2 separate regions of the Mus musculus genome follow, and region 2 is linked to region 1. A link is a loop called in an ENCODE intact Hi-C map of the cell type or tissue named here. Cell type or tissue: left cerebral cortex. All regions are shown on one strand.

The links. A loop is a pair of places that touch in the nucleus more often than their neighbours do. Peaks named below come from ENCODE experiments on the same cell type or tissue, not always from the same donor. Only the 100,000 strongest peaks of a DNase experiment are listed, where the experiment ranks them.
Region 2: a loop joins it to region 1, with 9 times the contacts of the local background. A loop is called at or near these places in 2 of 42 quality-filtered maps.

What each region holds. Positions count from the first base shown.
Region 1 is chr1:26,277,412-26,285,411 of GRCm38, forward strand. No RefSeq gene overlaps it. Among named protein-coding and RNA genes, the nearest start is that of Gm31136, 340 kb to the right of the region's middle. In left cerebral cortex, no CTCF peak of the experiment used is centred here; DNase peaks (open chromatin) are centred at 5,001, 5,593 and 5,818; H3K27ac peaks cover 2,055 bases.
Region 2 is chr1:25,825,809-25,833,808 of GRCm38, forward strand. Adgrb3 (adhesion G protein-coupled receptor B3) reads right to left here and starts at 3,899. Exons shown (of 31, transcript NM_175642.4): 1 at 3,654-3,899; 2 at 196-967. The coding sequence starts at 952. It overlaps Gm9884 (predicted gene 9884), which reads left to right and starts at 4,622. Exons shown (of 2, transcript NR_169046.1): 1 at 4,622-5,233; 2 at 5,360-5,762. It overlaps Gm53060 (a long non-coding RNA gene), which reads left to right and starts at 7,682. Exons shown (of 2, transcript XR_001779915.2): 1 at 7,682-7,771. In left cerebral cortex, CTCF peaks have their summits at 1,166 (motif pointing left) and 3,295; DNase peaks (open chromatin) are centred at 321, 1,256, 1,767, 2,453 and 8 more places; H3K4me3 peaks cover 6,835 bases; H3K27ac peaks cover 5,279 bases.

The DNA of each region.
Region 1 (8,000 bases):
CCCATGTGTCACTTCTCTCACAGATGCCTTACATGCATCCATTTTGAAGTTGTTTCTTTTAAACTTCATAATGCCTTCTTTCACCTAGGCCCCATATCCATCTCTCTTTGTCTGAATTAAGACACTTTAAATATGTCTCATAATTTACACTTGTTATATATCATTTATTTCTCCATTGAAAATCTCCTCCATGAATGAAAGGGTGAAGTTCTCTGGATGACAAAACAAGACCCAGGGAAGCCTATCCCTATCTCAGAGGTTGTATGAGCAACAAATAATTATGGTTAAGGAGAAGGTTCTCTTCCTTAGTGGTATAACTGCTTGCAGGTTACACAGGGAGTTTATCTTAGCTGTCACTGTAAGGTGCATTTTGCAGTATTGCCAATGTCAATTATGTAACCTTCTACTTCCTACAACTTGCAACCTCAATGCACTTTCTGATCCAACAAGTTGGTCTTGGATGGGATTATTTCTTGGTCTGTAATTACCGTCTTTATCTGATGAAGAGAAGTAAAATCACCAGGAACTTGAACAAATAGCAGGTGAAAGTATAGGCACATGTTTTAACATATCCTCTCCAATAGCTTTCCTTCAAATTCATTAGCCATAATTAAGTATTCCTTCCAAGCATCCATCTACATGCCATTTACTGGGTTAAAAGTAAACCCTTGTTATAGACTATTTGCATAGCTTCTGTGCTTTCAATAGCTGGCCATTTTATACTGTTTTATGGCAAAATAGTCACTTGTGTGTCTTGGCTAAATACTTAATAAGCTTATTGTCTAATTATCTAGTGTCTTAGCATTGAATGTCAAGTTGACATATCATAAAATTACTGGTAAAATTCTCAATTAAACAATTGTCCTTTTCAGAACTGATGTGGGCATGGTTGTGGATTACACTTTTGATTGCAAATTGATGTAGGAAAGCCCAGATGACCATATGCAGGACCATTCTCTGGGCAAGTAGTTTAGGGGTGTAGAAGGAAGATAGTTGAGCATGAATTTGAGTGAATTGCTACAAAGTGTGAGCCAGCAGAATGCATGGTTTCTATTTCAAGTTTCTGCCTAAAATTTCTTGCTCTGACTTTCTTTAATGGTGGACTATGAAAGGGTAAGCCAATTAAATCGTTTCTCCCCCTCAGTTTATTTTTGTCAGAGTGTTTTTCAGAACAACAACAAAAAAGGAAACTAGAACACTTAACATTGTAATCATGTTGCCAAACACTAACTTAAGGCTTGGACAGATAAACAAATAAATTAAGTGGGTATAAAAGAAAGAGAGGTTTCCCATCTTGCAATGACCAAGCATAATGTCAGTCTATTTCCTAATTACAGAAAGGTATTAACAGATTCCCCTGGATTCCTAAAGCACTACTATATAGCAAAGACCTCATAAAAGCACAAAACAAGCAAAACCAAGCCAACAAACAAACAAACAAACAAACAAACAAAATCACTTAAGTGGAAGTGGAATACATCTTTAATCTCAGCACTAGGGGGACAGAGGCACACATATTTCTGAGATGCAGGATTGTCTAGACTACAATGTGAATTCCAGGACAGCTAGGGCTAACAGAAAATCCCTTTCTCAAAAAATTATAAAAACAACAACAACGACAACAACAACAACAACAACAACAACACAACAAAACAAAGAATCACACACACATATACACAGAAATATAAACCAAGCCAAAACAAAACAATTCTTTTTAACTTGTAGCCTTGAAATTATTTTTGAAAAATAAAAAAAATGTAATTTTGATTGGAATTATCACTTACTTATTTTGCAATGTATAACTGATTCTCCACTTACTAAATCACCAAGGTTTATTATTCATTTTAAATGGACAATCTATTCTTAAATCTTTTTGTTGTTGTTGTTGTTGTTGTTTTGGTTTTGGGTTTTTTTGTTGTTGTTGTTTTTTCTTTTGTTTTGTTTTTTGAGACAGGGTTTCTCTGTGTAATATTCATGGCCTGAAACTCACTTTGTAGACTAGGTTGGCCTCAAACTCACAGGCATTCATCTTCCTCTGCCTCCTCAGTAATGGGATTAATGGCTTGCACCACCACTGCCTGGCTTGAAATATTTTTATTTTAATTCTACCTCAAAACTAGCTCCTTCTTGATGAATTATTTTAAAGTAAAACTGTCCTCATTTGTTTCTTCTATGTTTAAATTATGAAAACACCAACATCACAGGAAGTTAAAATATGCTTTGACTATAACTATAGCATATAGTGTATTGTGTTATTCAGTACTGATAGCAGAATTAATCTTCTATCATATTTTTATTAATGAGACATTTCATTGTACTCTCTCTAAGTCTACTTGTGTTTCTTACCACAATTATAATTCAAGATGGCAGTAGAAAACAAATTCTATGGTATTTTTGTAGACAGGAATTGCACATTGCTTTTGTTTGGGCACTTATTTGGCTTCTTCTTTTGTTTGTATATCTAGGATTCTGATGCTGTGTTTTTGTGCATGCATGTGTGTATCGCAGCTGTCTTTTCTTTTGTTTGTGTTTTGCATTTGTTTGGGGGCACAGTTCGTTAAGTAAAAATATGGAAAGGATCTGAGAGCAGTTTAGAAAGATTAAAAGTGTGATAACTTAAATGCACTCCAGCCAAGGAAGCAGTAGGCTAACCAGAAATCTTCACCTTCTCTTCTCTTCTATTCATCAAAGTTCAATCACCCTGTAGTATCCCCAGCTCTGTTCTGTCTCTGCCCTTCCTCCTTTTCCAACCCCATCTCCTGTGTATCACATAGATCTACCCCTCCAACTTTCCTTTCCCTTCTCATGTTTTATCTTAGCCCCTTAGTTCAGCATTGAGTCCCTGGGAACTAGCAAGCCAGTATATCCAGGGAAGCCTGCAAACTCACTTCAGATCCCCACCTTACCCTCCATGTCTCCAAATTTAATCCCACAGTCTTATCCCAACTCTTTAGCAGGACACTGCATCCCACCTCCTATCCCTTCTGACCTTGCAAACATCTTGGTAGCTCACAAAGCTGAAGCACAAAACAAGGACCATAAAATATGATAGATGCCCTTAAGGAGGAAATGAACGAATCCCTTACAGAAATCTCTAAAACCACAAGCAAACAGTAGAAGAGAATAAACAAACCAAGACCTGAAAGTGAAAATATAATCAATAAAGAAAACTCAAACTGGGATAAAAATATTAATGAGAAATATAGCAAGTCAAGCAGAAATGTCAGAAGCAAGCCTCTCTAACATGGGGAGATTATCTTGCAGGAGATGAAAGAGTCTCAGGCATTTGTTTTAAATATCTCATTGTATTATTTATGATATATATCATTTATTTGATAGTAGAAGTTATCTTTTCACCTACCTTTGAACACAGGCTATATTTTCACAATTGGAGTAACATTCCACCTAAGTATACAAATTAAGCTCTTCTTTCCAAAATGTTTGCTAGTTGTTGTTTGATTTGAATCTATTAGGAGTTGGTTTGCTTAAATATTGTTTATTTATTTTTATTTACACGAGCACACTGTAGCTGTCTTCAGACACACACCAGAATAGTGCATCAGATCTCATTAGAGATGGTTGTGAGCAGGGAATGTGGTTGCTGGGAATTGAACTTAGGAACTCTGGAAGAGCAGTAAGTGCTCTTAACTGCTGAGCCAACTCTCCAGCCCCTTTCAGGAGTTTAAAAAGGGAATATATTGTGAACAAACAGTCTTTTTTTCTTTTCAATAAAAAAGAACAACACAACAAAAGAACACTATTATTTCTTGTTGGCTTACCAAACTCACCTGTTGTCTGTTCAGAAATGCTTCTCAGATTATGTAAAATATGATCAGTTTTCAGTGACTGCATCTTTGCTCGGGTACGTTAACTAGCTCCTGTGTGCAGCCTCCAAAAGCTCTGTGCATAGATTTTGAAAATTAGAGAAAACTGAGAGACACCACTCAGTCCACAGAAGGGGTTCTCTCAGTCTTCTTTAAAATTATATATGTGATGGAAAGTTATGACTTCTGAGAAAGAAACCAATTTCATAAAAGCTCCTTATTTCATTAAATAAAATCATTGAATCTAGAACTGTATTGCAAAAATAAATATAGTGCAACTGCTGAGCATACACTGTCTGTAGAAAACAAACAGACACACCAACAAAAAACAAAAACCAAACACTATTTGATAAGCCTGTGATGTCAAGTGCTATAAGAAATGTCTATGATAATTTGTGCCATTAAATGTAAAGTGCTAACTTTGTGCTTTTCAATTTAGCCATTCAACCATTCTCATACAAACTAAAGGATTACATTTTTGTTATAAGTATCTTTAAAATGTTTTTTTCTACAGCTTCCCCAGGGAAATGGTGTCTCTTCTGTGTGACTATTCATACGGCTCTTCCCTCCCAGCTCTTAAAAGTTCCTTGCTTTTATTTCAATCTTTTAGAGGTACTTTGGCAGTTAATCTAAATTAGTAGAGCCTTTTCCCTATAATACAAACACTTAAAATGTAGCTTTTCATTTTCCTGGGCATGCCCACACAATCTTTCTTTGTACATTATACTTCAGAGATAATGTTTCTTCCCCCACCCAAAGTCTGAGACACAAAAGATACCAATTTAGGTATGTATTGTTATTTGCTTTAGCTCACAGTACATCAAGAAATTTTAACAACAGGTAAGAAAGACTGGATGCAGTATGCTAGGATTCCAACATATAAAAGCAGAAACACTTCTAACAGATATTTTTCTCTCAATTTTTATGTATTTGATAATTTCATTTATGTGTTCAGTATATTATGATCATATCTATCTCCCCATTTCTGACCTTTAACGATGACAGTACCACTTCCTAACACTTGTAGTTTCTGAATGTGGGGCCATGCAAAAGAGAGTAGATACCATACTATTGCTCCTACAATGCTGTCTTCTGCTGGCATCAGGACTTGATATAGTTGTGGCACTCATGAACTTGCTCTACGCTAGGCAGGTCTTGAGCTTTGGCTCCTCCCACTTCAGCATTTAGAATGCCTGGGATTTTTTAATGGCTTTATAATGTTAGCATGTATAGGAGGCCTTGAAGCCAGAGAGGCATCATGACTGACATGGAGAAGATCCACATTTGCAGAATATTTATATATTTTATTAATTGTAAAATCTCATTTCTGACTCTCATTGTCCACCAATAGGAGGTAGGGGTTCTTGAAAAAACTGGTGGTTAGAGGACCTAAAATAACTGGTATGTAACAGGCACTTTTGCCACTTTTCTATTGAAGTGCGATTAAACTGGCAATAGCTTTTAGAAGGAAACCCTTGCATATATTAGGACAAATTCTAGACCAGGGGAAGTATTTTATGAAGTACCTTTTGGCTCTAGTATCTCCCTTTTTAGGAATTAGAGTTTTGAGCCTTTTTCTTTTTTAAAATCCAAGCCTCTAACAGTCTTATGCTTCTGCCTGCCTTCTCCCTTCCTAAGGAAATGTTCTGCTAGATCCGTTTACTCATAGTTGAAAATGACTCATGAGACTGAATGCTCCCTGGAAAATTTGCATTTTAACAGAGCTCAAAATTGTACAGTGCATGCAGGTTCCTTAGCAGCAGAATGTGGGAAGCCATGACACTCAGGAGTTGGGAATTGCTTTCTTTTTAAATCTGGACTCTCCACAGGAATCACTAATTTAAAAACCTCATACATCTCTTGTCTTTCAAACTTTTCTCATATGAATGGGACTATGCACACTTCACTGTGAAGAGAAAGATGGTCACATGCATTCCTCTAAGAGCCAAGCAATAAGGCTTTCGACTAATTTGGGAATTAAGCATTACAAAGGCGTAGTTGTCATGGGAAAGCACTTTCAGTCACTGCCCTGAATCATTCATGCATCTTCAGGGAAGCTAAAAAGGTTTAAAATTCTCTCTGACTTCAACCTCGAATTCATTTCACTTCAGCATGTTCCATCCTATATTCTAATTTATCCTAAGATCTCTTTATACATTTCCCCCAATCTTTAACATTTAAGTCTGCCATCTGCTTAATTTGTTTTACTGTGCAGGATTTAGCTGGAAGCCTACTGAAATGAAAGCACTTATGCTTTGTAGCTTTGATTTCACAAGTCACAAGGAAACAAAGTCTGTAAAACCAGTACAGAGCTGAACATCCTTAGAAGCAAATAGTGGAAGAGGTGGGTCAGAAGCAACATTGCCTTTAATGTGCTAAAGACAGAATTTTTATGCTTGAGTGGAGTGTGAGATGGAAGGGAGGAAAAGCAGGAGAAGTAGGAAATGATGATAAGTATATTCTTCTTAAAATGGACATAGTATTATAAGAGTGTATAAAAATGACCAGTGTTCACCCATGTATCTGTGGGCTGGGTCCTTCTGTGTACAAATAACATGTTCCTTCATGAAATGTCAACTACATAACATCATGAATTCTTCCAGATGCAGACACCATTCTTCTCATGTCCAGGCATAGTCTTTGTCTTTATTGTGGTCTTAGATGCCTTTTGAGTGAATTTGTGCATCCACTTACAGTGGTTTTATGAGCTCTTCTATGAACAAGTAAAACTAATAACTACGTGTCTCTGGGTTCTTTATGCTGTCTACTGTTGCTTCCAATTCATCTTTTAAGTGTTCTGTCATAGAGAACACATAACCATTCTGTATTTCATCATTTCCCTGTTTAAAATAATGATTACCACAGTTCCCAGTAAGTGCGTATAACATACTCAAAAGTTTTCCTGGAAAACCTTAAGTATTTAACAGCTTTAAACTTCCTCTTTTGTGTAAGAAATTGCTGAGGTCAATATCCCCTATTTCTTTATGTTATTATTTCATCATCTGAAAATTCATAATTTTTAAACTAAAAAGTATTTGTTCTAGTTACTAAAAATATATGTGAGTGGTAATCAGCAAAGAATGGCTAGGAAAACGAACCTTTTAGATGTCTAGTCCTGAATTCTAGGCTTTGTACTGTGTAGTGCAATCAAATGGAATCAAGAAGAGCTGCAGTCGGTTGGAATCAAGAAGAGATCGGGAGTGGAAGCTTAACCTTACAAAAATATTTAGACTGCTATTATCCCATACGACTCCCCAAGCTCCATTCACAGTTTGGCTATAGATGACAGTCTCTGTCTGAGTCAGTTGGTTGGTAGGGCCTCTAAGAGGACAGCCATGCTAAGCTCCTGTCTGCAAGCATAACAGACTATCATGAATAGTGTCAGGGATTGGTGGTTGCTTATGGCATTCAGTCTCTGCTCCATCACCAATCAGTGCATTTCTTTCTTTTTCCTGTTTATTTATTTTTTAAATTCTTTATTAGATGTTTTCTTTATTTACATTGTGAATTTTATCTCCTTTCTTCATTTCCCCTCTGAAAAATCCCCTTATCCCATACTCTCTCCCCTTGCTCACTAATCTACCAACTCCTGCTTCCCTGTCCTGGCATTCACCGATTATGGGGCATCTTCACAAGACCAAGGGCCTCTCCTCTCATTTATGTCCCACAAGGCCATCCTCTGCTACATATGCATATGTTCCTCCATGTGTACCCTTTGCCCCAATCCACACATTTTTTGTAGACAGGATAAGGATCACAGCCATTAAATGGAAGAAGTCCATAGGAAGAACAACAGAATCAACTAACTTAGTCCTCTGATCTCTCAGTGACTGAACTACCAACCAAACAACATACCCAGGCTGGAACTAGGCCTTCTAACACATATATAACAGATGTGCAGATTGACATTCATGTGGGTACTGTACAACTGGAGCAGGGGCTATCCCAAAAGCTGCTGCCTGTATGTTGGGATATGTTCTTCTACTTGGGAACCTTGTCTGGCCTCAGTGGGAAATGAAGTGTGTAGCCTCTTAGAGGCCTGAGGTGCCAGGGTAGGGGGAAAACCTAGGGACACCCATCTGCTTGGAGAAGAGGATAGGGGTAGGTGGGAAAGATTGTGGAAGGAGGTGACTGAGAAGGGTACAATGAGCAGGATATAATGTGAATAAGTAAATA
Region 2 (8,000 bases), 450 kb before region 1:
TGCTTGCCTCTAAAGTCATGAAGGCTGAAGCTCACTTTAGAGCCATGCAACAGAGAAGACCACATATTCAAGTCACTTCAAAGTTGACAGGATAAAGGAGCAAAGAGTAGGCTGAAGTAGTGAACCAGAAAGGGTTACTTCCATGCAAACCCTCCCCAGCCCCAGCCCCCACTCCCCCTGCCTCTGAGCACTTACCTTCTTTGGGTGGTCTCTTGGCCTCCCTGGTCAGATTGCAGACTTGAGTAGTTTGCAGCTCCTGAGTCAGGCAACCCTCCGTCTGCTCATTCAGGGGTAACACGACGTTATTTAACAGAACCAGGGACTGGTCATCTATTCCCCACTCTCCCAAGTGCTGGGGGCACGTGCATTTTGTGTACATAATTCCACAAGACTCGGTTCTCCCATTTTCGGATTTTAAGCAGCTTTCCAACCAAGTGCATAAGACATGGCAACCAAACTGGCTCGGGCTCACCTTGTTCAGTACCAAAAACTCAAAAAAAGATTTCTGATCCTCTTCGACTTTTTTCTGTAATCCTGGGAAATCAGTTGGAAATACCCGGCGTATCTGAATGAAATTTTTATCGTACTGTAGAAAAACAAAAGCATTCTTGGAACTGCAAAGTTGCATTATGGAATGGTTCTTTCTCAAAAGATCCTTTATTTTTTCATGGGAAAAATGATCAAACTGATAAGCCAGAAGGGAAAAGTTAGAGCAGCTAAGGTCCTTTTTGGAAAATTTCAGGTAAATGCTATATTTGGTTGGATCTGGATTTTCCAGTGTCCAGGTGCAGTTTGTAAAGTTTTTGGGAAACATTTCACTTACAGAATAGGATCCATAAATGACTCCCTTCACCAAAGTGGAACACCAGAAGTCTTGGGCAGCATTAAATCCAAACATAACCAGGAGATAGGTGGAAAATATATAAATCAGCAGGTTACGAACAGCCTTCATCCTATGTCATTTGGCCTGTAAGAATGGCAAAGGAAGTGAGACGCAAGCAGACGACCACAGGCATTGAAAAAACAAAACCCTTTCAATATTTCTGCCAGCTGTTTTCAAGAATTCCGTTTTTAAAAAAAAAGCCCTTTTTAAAAAAGAAGGGCAGGTGATTTTTATTTTATAACGCCAGGAAATTATCAGTTGCTGTGTGAAGAGCGCCCTCACGTGGTTGGTAGTGATGGACAAGTTCTCACCGTTCAATTTAAAAATAACATTTAATAGATTATTAATAGTTATGTCCTAATTCATCCACCAGGATTTCCTGCACATCCATTATCATTCTATCAAGTGAAGTGGGAAAGCATGGTGTTTTGTTCTGTTTTGTTTTGGAGTAGCAATAACCTGCATGTTAATTGCTGAGGTACTGACTTAAACTCCAGAACCTTCCCTCTCCCTCAGTCTTCTGCCTGCAGTAAACAGCAACACACGAAATCTAACCTGATAATCTGGAAGCAGCTGTCATCGCATTATTCCTTTCCTGTGGACTGTGAGAAGTAATCGTGGTAAATTACAGCCACAGCTTTAAAAGCAAAGACGATCATTCCTTCCAGATGGAATATCATCTCCCCAATGCCCCTACTTGCCTTTGCAGGGGCCACTGTGTGAACTGGTGAGACATTCCTGTGCAAAAAAAAAAAACCACTTGGGAATTCGTGGGGACGCGTCAGATTTTGAAGGAATCATCTGGGAGAGGGCATAGATGGGTAGATGGACCGGAAAGACCTGATGCTCGGCATCACCACTAAGTGTGAGATTCCAGGCAGTCATTTCATAGGCCGTGCCCTCCTGGGATGCATAAAGTGGATCGCTGTATTAGTATCTGTATCCAAAGGCAGTGTTGGGGGTGGGGGACCCCAGAACTGCAGCCACTGAGCTTGCCTAGGCTATGTTTCTCCAAATTATGGTGGTTTTAGTAAGAGTCATAGCTTATAAATTGGGATTTACACATAGTGCATGAAAAATCCTAGCATTGTGTTTGCTCCCTGGCCGACTTCAGTGGCCGAATTCCTGCCTTTCTAACAAGTGTTCCAGGTTGTTCTTCTTACATTGATTTTTGCCCCAGCTTTGCACAACCAAAGCATCCTTGATTATATTTACCTCTATAACTTATTAATCCCAATATAACTTAATTTTTTTCATCTTTAACCTTTAGAAAGTTATTCCTCAGAATGAATGACAATGCTTTTTGTTTTTGTTGTTGCTGTTCAGCCCTTAAGCTGATAAAAGTGATATCAAGTTCATTTTAAAAGGCTTTAAACTGAAGTCTCCTCCACCATTCTATACACAGAGACAGACAGACAGACAGACATAGAGACTGTTAAGAGTTTTCATGCCTTCTCTGTCTGGTCTTTGAACTAAAGCATACAACCTTCTTCTTTGCCATTGCATAACACAGCAACACATGCACTCCCAATCCAGTGACCAAAGTCCCTGAACAGATCTGCATTTCACAGAGTATGATTCAAACACTATGTCTTGACAGAGGCCAAAACAGCCCCAACTGTAAATCTCTACACAACAGCAGTTTAAAATAAACCCAGAGCTGATAGGACTATCAGAATAGCGTTTTCTCTTCCAAACACACAGCTCACTGAGTAATGCCTTTTCCAGTTGAAAATAAGTAAATAAATAAATAAATAAAGGTAATGATATTTTAGAGGTTACGTGTGTTTAAAAAAAATGGGAACAGTCTCGTGTGTGTGTGTGTGTGTGTGTGTGTGTGTGTGCACGCTGTAGCACTTTGCAGGCAATGCAGGTCTGCGCAGTGTTCTTCAGGATAGAGTGTAGGCGTTGAAAGCCGATGTGACAGTAAGTGTCTAAATTAGGAATTCCAACCATGAAAGGGGGCTTCATTTTATAATCAGGAACTCAAAAGGAGGTCGTATTTCTTTTCCTTATTAAAAAAAAAATCGGTATTTCTGCTTCCATTTATTTGGCAGTGGATGTCTGCAATAGTGTGCTTATCAGTGATTAGAAGAGAAGGGAAGAGCTGATTTCACATCTCTCTTCCACCCTTCATGTAACGCTCTTTATTTTTAACCATTCTTGGGGTACGAAGTCTTGTTTGTTTCTATATAATAAGAAATATGAATCATTGAACTGCCCCCACCCCCACTGCAGGCCCTGTTCAAACAACCGTATATCTGTCTAAGGAAAAATAAGGGCCAGAGGTTGCCTAAGGGATGGTCACTGAGGGCTCCAGAATGTTGTATTTATTTATTTATTTATTTGGCTCTTTCTGAGAGGCAAACCAGCACTGAGTTTAGCTATTCTCAAACTGATCTTCTGGGTGACACTTTAGTTTAGCCGAACATAGACGGCGCCATCACTCCACTGATTTTTTCCCCCAACAGAAGACCCAATCCTACTCTATCCTAACTTCCTTTTAACCTACCCCCCTCCGCCCCCGCTAAAATTACCTCAATCACGCACGAGTTGCTAGATTTTCTGGGTCTCTCTCCCTATTCCTTCCCATCCAGCACACCTCTTCAAAAACAGACTTCTCTTAACTTTTCAACTGCGGCGTTTTAGTAAGCTCAGAATCTTGCCATCCGCCAGCAACAGCCTTGACTTCCATCCCCCCAAACTGAGCCCAAGTCTCTCCGGGCGACCCCCCAGAAGACAGAGGTGACCCTTAGGCCCCTTTCCTTACCTTCCACTCCGAAAGCTCCGGGAGGCTCTTGATCTAAGACACCAGAACAGGCACACGTCCCAACAACAGTGATGGAGAGACTCCCCTTCGGTCCCAATCACCGTTGCCCATTTTTCCCCCCGGTTCAGCTTCAAATATTAAGATTTATGATTGGAAAAAAAATAATGCATGCAAACGAAAGGCAGAGGGAAAAAAAGGAAAAAAAAATAATAGGGGGGGGGGCGGTGGTATCCAGCGGCCAGAGCCTTGCGCCTTATCCAAGTGAATGAAGCCTTCAAAGGAGAGGCGGGGAGAGGCCCCCTGAAGGGAGACTCCACAGAAACACCAAACAGAAAAATGGAAGTGGATAAAGAGCGCAGATGTGTTTTCCCAAACCCACCCCCCCGCAACAAACGGATTGGCCAAGAAGCCAAAAAAGCGCTGAGAAGTGGCCGGCGGCGCTGGCTGGGGCGGCGTGTTGGGCGGTGGGCTGGTGGCAGGAGTGCTCCCGGCCGGTGGCGAGGCTGGAGCAGGAGCCGTTTGCTTGCTTGGTGCGCCCTCCTCCCCGGCCCTCCTCCCTGCCAGGTACTGATGGACGGAGCGCGGCTGAGGAGCTGGGGGTAAAATCCTGGGCTGGCGACGTCGGGAAGCTGTTTGAATGCCGGGCGAGGAGGGAGGCGCGCGAGGGCACGAGATAGTAAAGCTGTGTGGCGGGCGTGCGCGCCGGCGCGCGGCGCTCGCTCTCCCCGGGCTGCGCGCGAAGGGGGCCCGCGCGTTCCTCGGCGCGCACCCGCCGCTGGGCAACCCTCCCGCGCGCGTGCTCGTGGGTGCGCGCGTCCCCGGCGGAGCGCTGCGCCCGGACCAGAGTCCGGCCTCCCCCGCGGCGGGCGAGCTGGCGGGCGGGCGAGCGGGCGAGCGGGCGAGCGGGCGGGAGGGAGGACGGGCGCGGGAGCGAGGCGGGCGGGCGGGCGGGCGGGCGCGGGCTCCTCGGGGCTCTAGCCGAGCCCGCGCCCTGCTACTCAAACCCAAACACGTCTGGAAAACCGATCTTTTCTGCGCCTGGGAGGTTTTCGCATCCTCAGTTCCCACCGCTGAGGCTGGTCGCCACCAAGTGTAGGAGAAAGTCCCCAGGAGGAGAGGCAGGGGGGCGCGGAGACGGGAAGGCGACATGGAGGGGTAGGAAGTAAACGCTGGACTCGATCATCTGTCTGCTGCCATTCAGAGCGGACCTGCCGCAGCGGGAGAGCTGTCATTTCAGCACCGGGATTTAGCCTTGATCCAGTCTGCAGCTGAGGGGCCACAACTCAGCTCCCACTGCTCTTTGCCTCAGGCTGGAGGCTGGAACTATAGTTGTTCAGTTTTTTTGTTTTGTTTTGTTTTGTTTTTTGTTTTTAAAATCACAGCCAGACTGCAATTAACAGCTTATTTGTTCTGTCACGAAAGAGGCTTTGCCAGGACCACTGAGCAGGCTACCGAGGTCAGGCGTCCTGAGCTGCTCTCAGCATGGCGTTGGGACAATAGTGCGGGTTCTAAACTTTTGATTCGTTCTGGCTTCTTAATGCATTTATTCCTTGTCAAGTTTCCCCTCGTAGGAAGTTCGGGTAAGTGATGGGAAGAAATGAAGAAAAGCTACCTTTGTTGTCCGTTGAGAAGGGGGATAAGGAAGATAAATTTCTACACGACTCCACCGTTTTATTTACTTATTGTTTATTTTGCCTCTTGTACAGACGTCTGAAGATGCATCAGATAGACTTCACATGCACATGCAGGTCACTCGCCAGCTAGTTTGGTCTCTACTTGTGTACGCGGTTGGTGGTTTGCAAAACAAGTGTTTGAATAGTGTGCTTATGTGGTGGGAGGAGACATAATGGGTAATGCATTTGGGCAGAGTCCTCCTAAGGGTGAGTTGCCTGAGCAGCAGGTGAAGTTGAATGAAGCAATTTTCCATCATTTGCTCTACTCCCTCATTTGCATTTTTTGTTCCTCTTCTTGTTCCTCTCCCCTGGGGCAATTGCATAGCCAAGAACAGGATTTTCAAAGGAAGGCTATCATGAAAACAGGAAGGTACTGATGATCTTTTATGTACCAGAATTGTTTGAAATATTAAAATTGGCTCTTTGGCTCCTTGCATCTTACTGCATATTAATAGAATGACCCTCTTCAAGGCTTTTCTCTTTTAGGACAAGCATTGAAGTAACAACCGGTAAGGGAAACAGTTAATCACTTTCCAGCAGGCTTCAACAATGTTCCCAGGAACAAATCACCAGGGAAAGCAGCCTGGGTGGCATTTTGGTTTTGTGTCATTTCTGGTTCATTACAATGCTTTTATTCATTTAGGGGAATGTGAAAAGAAAATGCTCTCATATGTCAAATGCAAAATCCCAAACGCTGTGTATATAGTGAGCATATTTTCTTATTTAAAAAAGACTATTCTGCAGTATAAAAGAGGAAAATATTTCATTTATTTCAACTTTTGGGGTGAAAGTGGTCATAATATTTGCAAGACATTTGGGTAAATCTGTTATTTCACCCGGGGGGGGGGGGGAGTCGCAGTAAATGTGCCATAAAATGGAGAATAAGAAAATACTTTGTGTGGCTTGTACATACAGATAAAATAATGTAAGGATAGTTATAATTCTCACACAGTAGTGTCTTCTCACATTATCATTTAGCAGTGTGATCTTGATGTTTCTTAGAAATCTCTAAAGTCACAGCAGCGTGGAGTAAGAAAAACAGCCTAGGGGGACAATTTTAAAAGGCTTAATCCTTAATGGAAAGGAACACTCTTTTTCAGAATCATTTTAATTCAAGTAGGATGCAGGGCTGGGTCAGAAAGGAAAGCCACTCTTAATAAAGCGCTTCACCCTTCACACTGTTTCCCATAACCTTCATAAACTGCAGGCTACTGAGCTGGCCTGATGATGATCCTGCTGAGGTATATTTATAGCAGATGATTTGTAGATGATAAATATGCCAAGCAAGACACTTGGCTACAGTAACCCGGGGCTCATCTGACTTCCTGGGGGCGGAGGGGTGTCACAATCAAGAATAACAAGAGGGACTATATAAGGAGAAACTGGTCTCTAAGCCCTGACGACACAGTCCAAAGCCAACCCAAGAAGGCATCACATTGTTTTCTGCCTGCATGGAGTTCCGTGGGAAAGCTTTGCTGTCATTGACTCAATAACAAAAGGCAAACCAGTGTACACCGTGAGCTCTGTGTCTTCAGATTACAATTACCAACTTTTACTATCTAGTTCATGTGGGTCTATGTATATCCTTGTATGTATCCCACATTTCCCACATATGCCTGTTATACATGCATATATGTGTCTATATATGTGTATACACTGTTTCCTAATCTGCATACACAAGTGAATACACACACACACACATAGTAAACACTTCATTTGATCATGTTTGTAATGTTACATTAATGCATTTATCTGTGACACGTAGAGTATTTCACACCAAAACTATCAAATTAATTGTAAAACTAGATTTTTTTCCATATCCTTGTTGACTTTCAAAAGGAATATCAAGAATTCAGTACTAACACGTTCAAATCTAAACTACTGTTTTATAGCATCACCATAATTCAACTTGGTCAGGGTTATTGAAAGTTGAATATCTTCACAATATGTCTCCTATAATTTACCTGTTCTATTAAGGTCACTCCAAGAAAATGTTTCCATGACTAGTGTTTTTACTTCACCTTTTCCCCTAACTTTAAACTTTCTACATTGGAAAATAAGCCCATTCTCCTATATTATCACTTATAATCCTGTGTCTTCTGCAAAGTTATCATCGAATAATAATAAGAGGATTCTAGAATGTGTGTAGCCTATTTCAGAAGATGTTTTAAGGTACTTTTATTTATTTACTTTTATTTATTTATTTTCTTTTATTTATTTATTTGTGTATTGCATGTATGTCTGTGCACCACAGGCATACAGGAGTCCTCAGAGCTCAGAAGAGACATCAAATCCCCTAGAACTGGCGTTACACATGTTCATACGTTGCCAAGTGAATGGTGGGAACCAAACCTGGACCCCTCATGGGATCAGCTAGTGCTCTTAACCTTGGAGTCACAATGTTACAAAAAGCTTTTGCTTGGCCTTTCTCACATACTCTTTTAGGTAATACTATATTTCCACATTCTATATTTTGTAACTTACCATTATTAGTAAGATTTTTAAAAGCATACATTATATATAGTTTGTTCTTTGTTCATTCCACACTTTCTTTTTTAAGTAATTAGTGTCTTTGATGATGCATGCACAAGATTTGGAAACAAATCCTATTCCTCTACCTTCTCTTCCTCCTCTGTTTCCTTCTCTTATCTAGTATCTTCAGAGATACAAACTC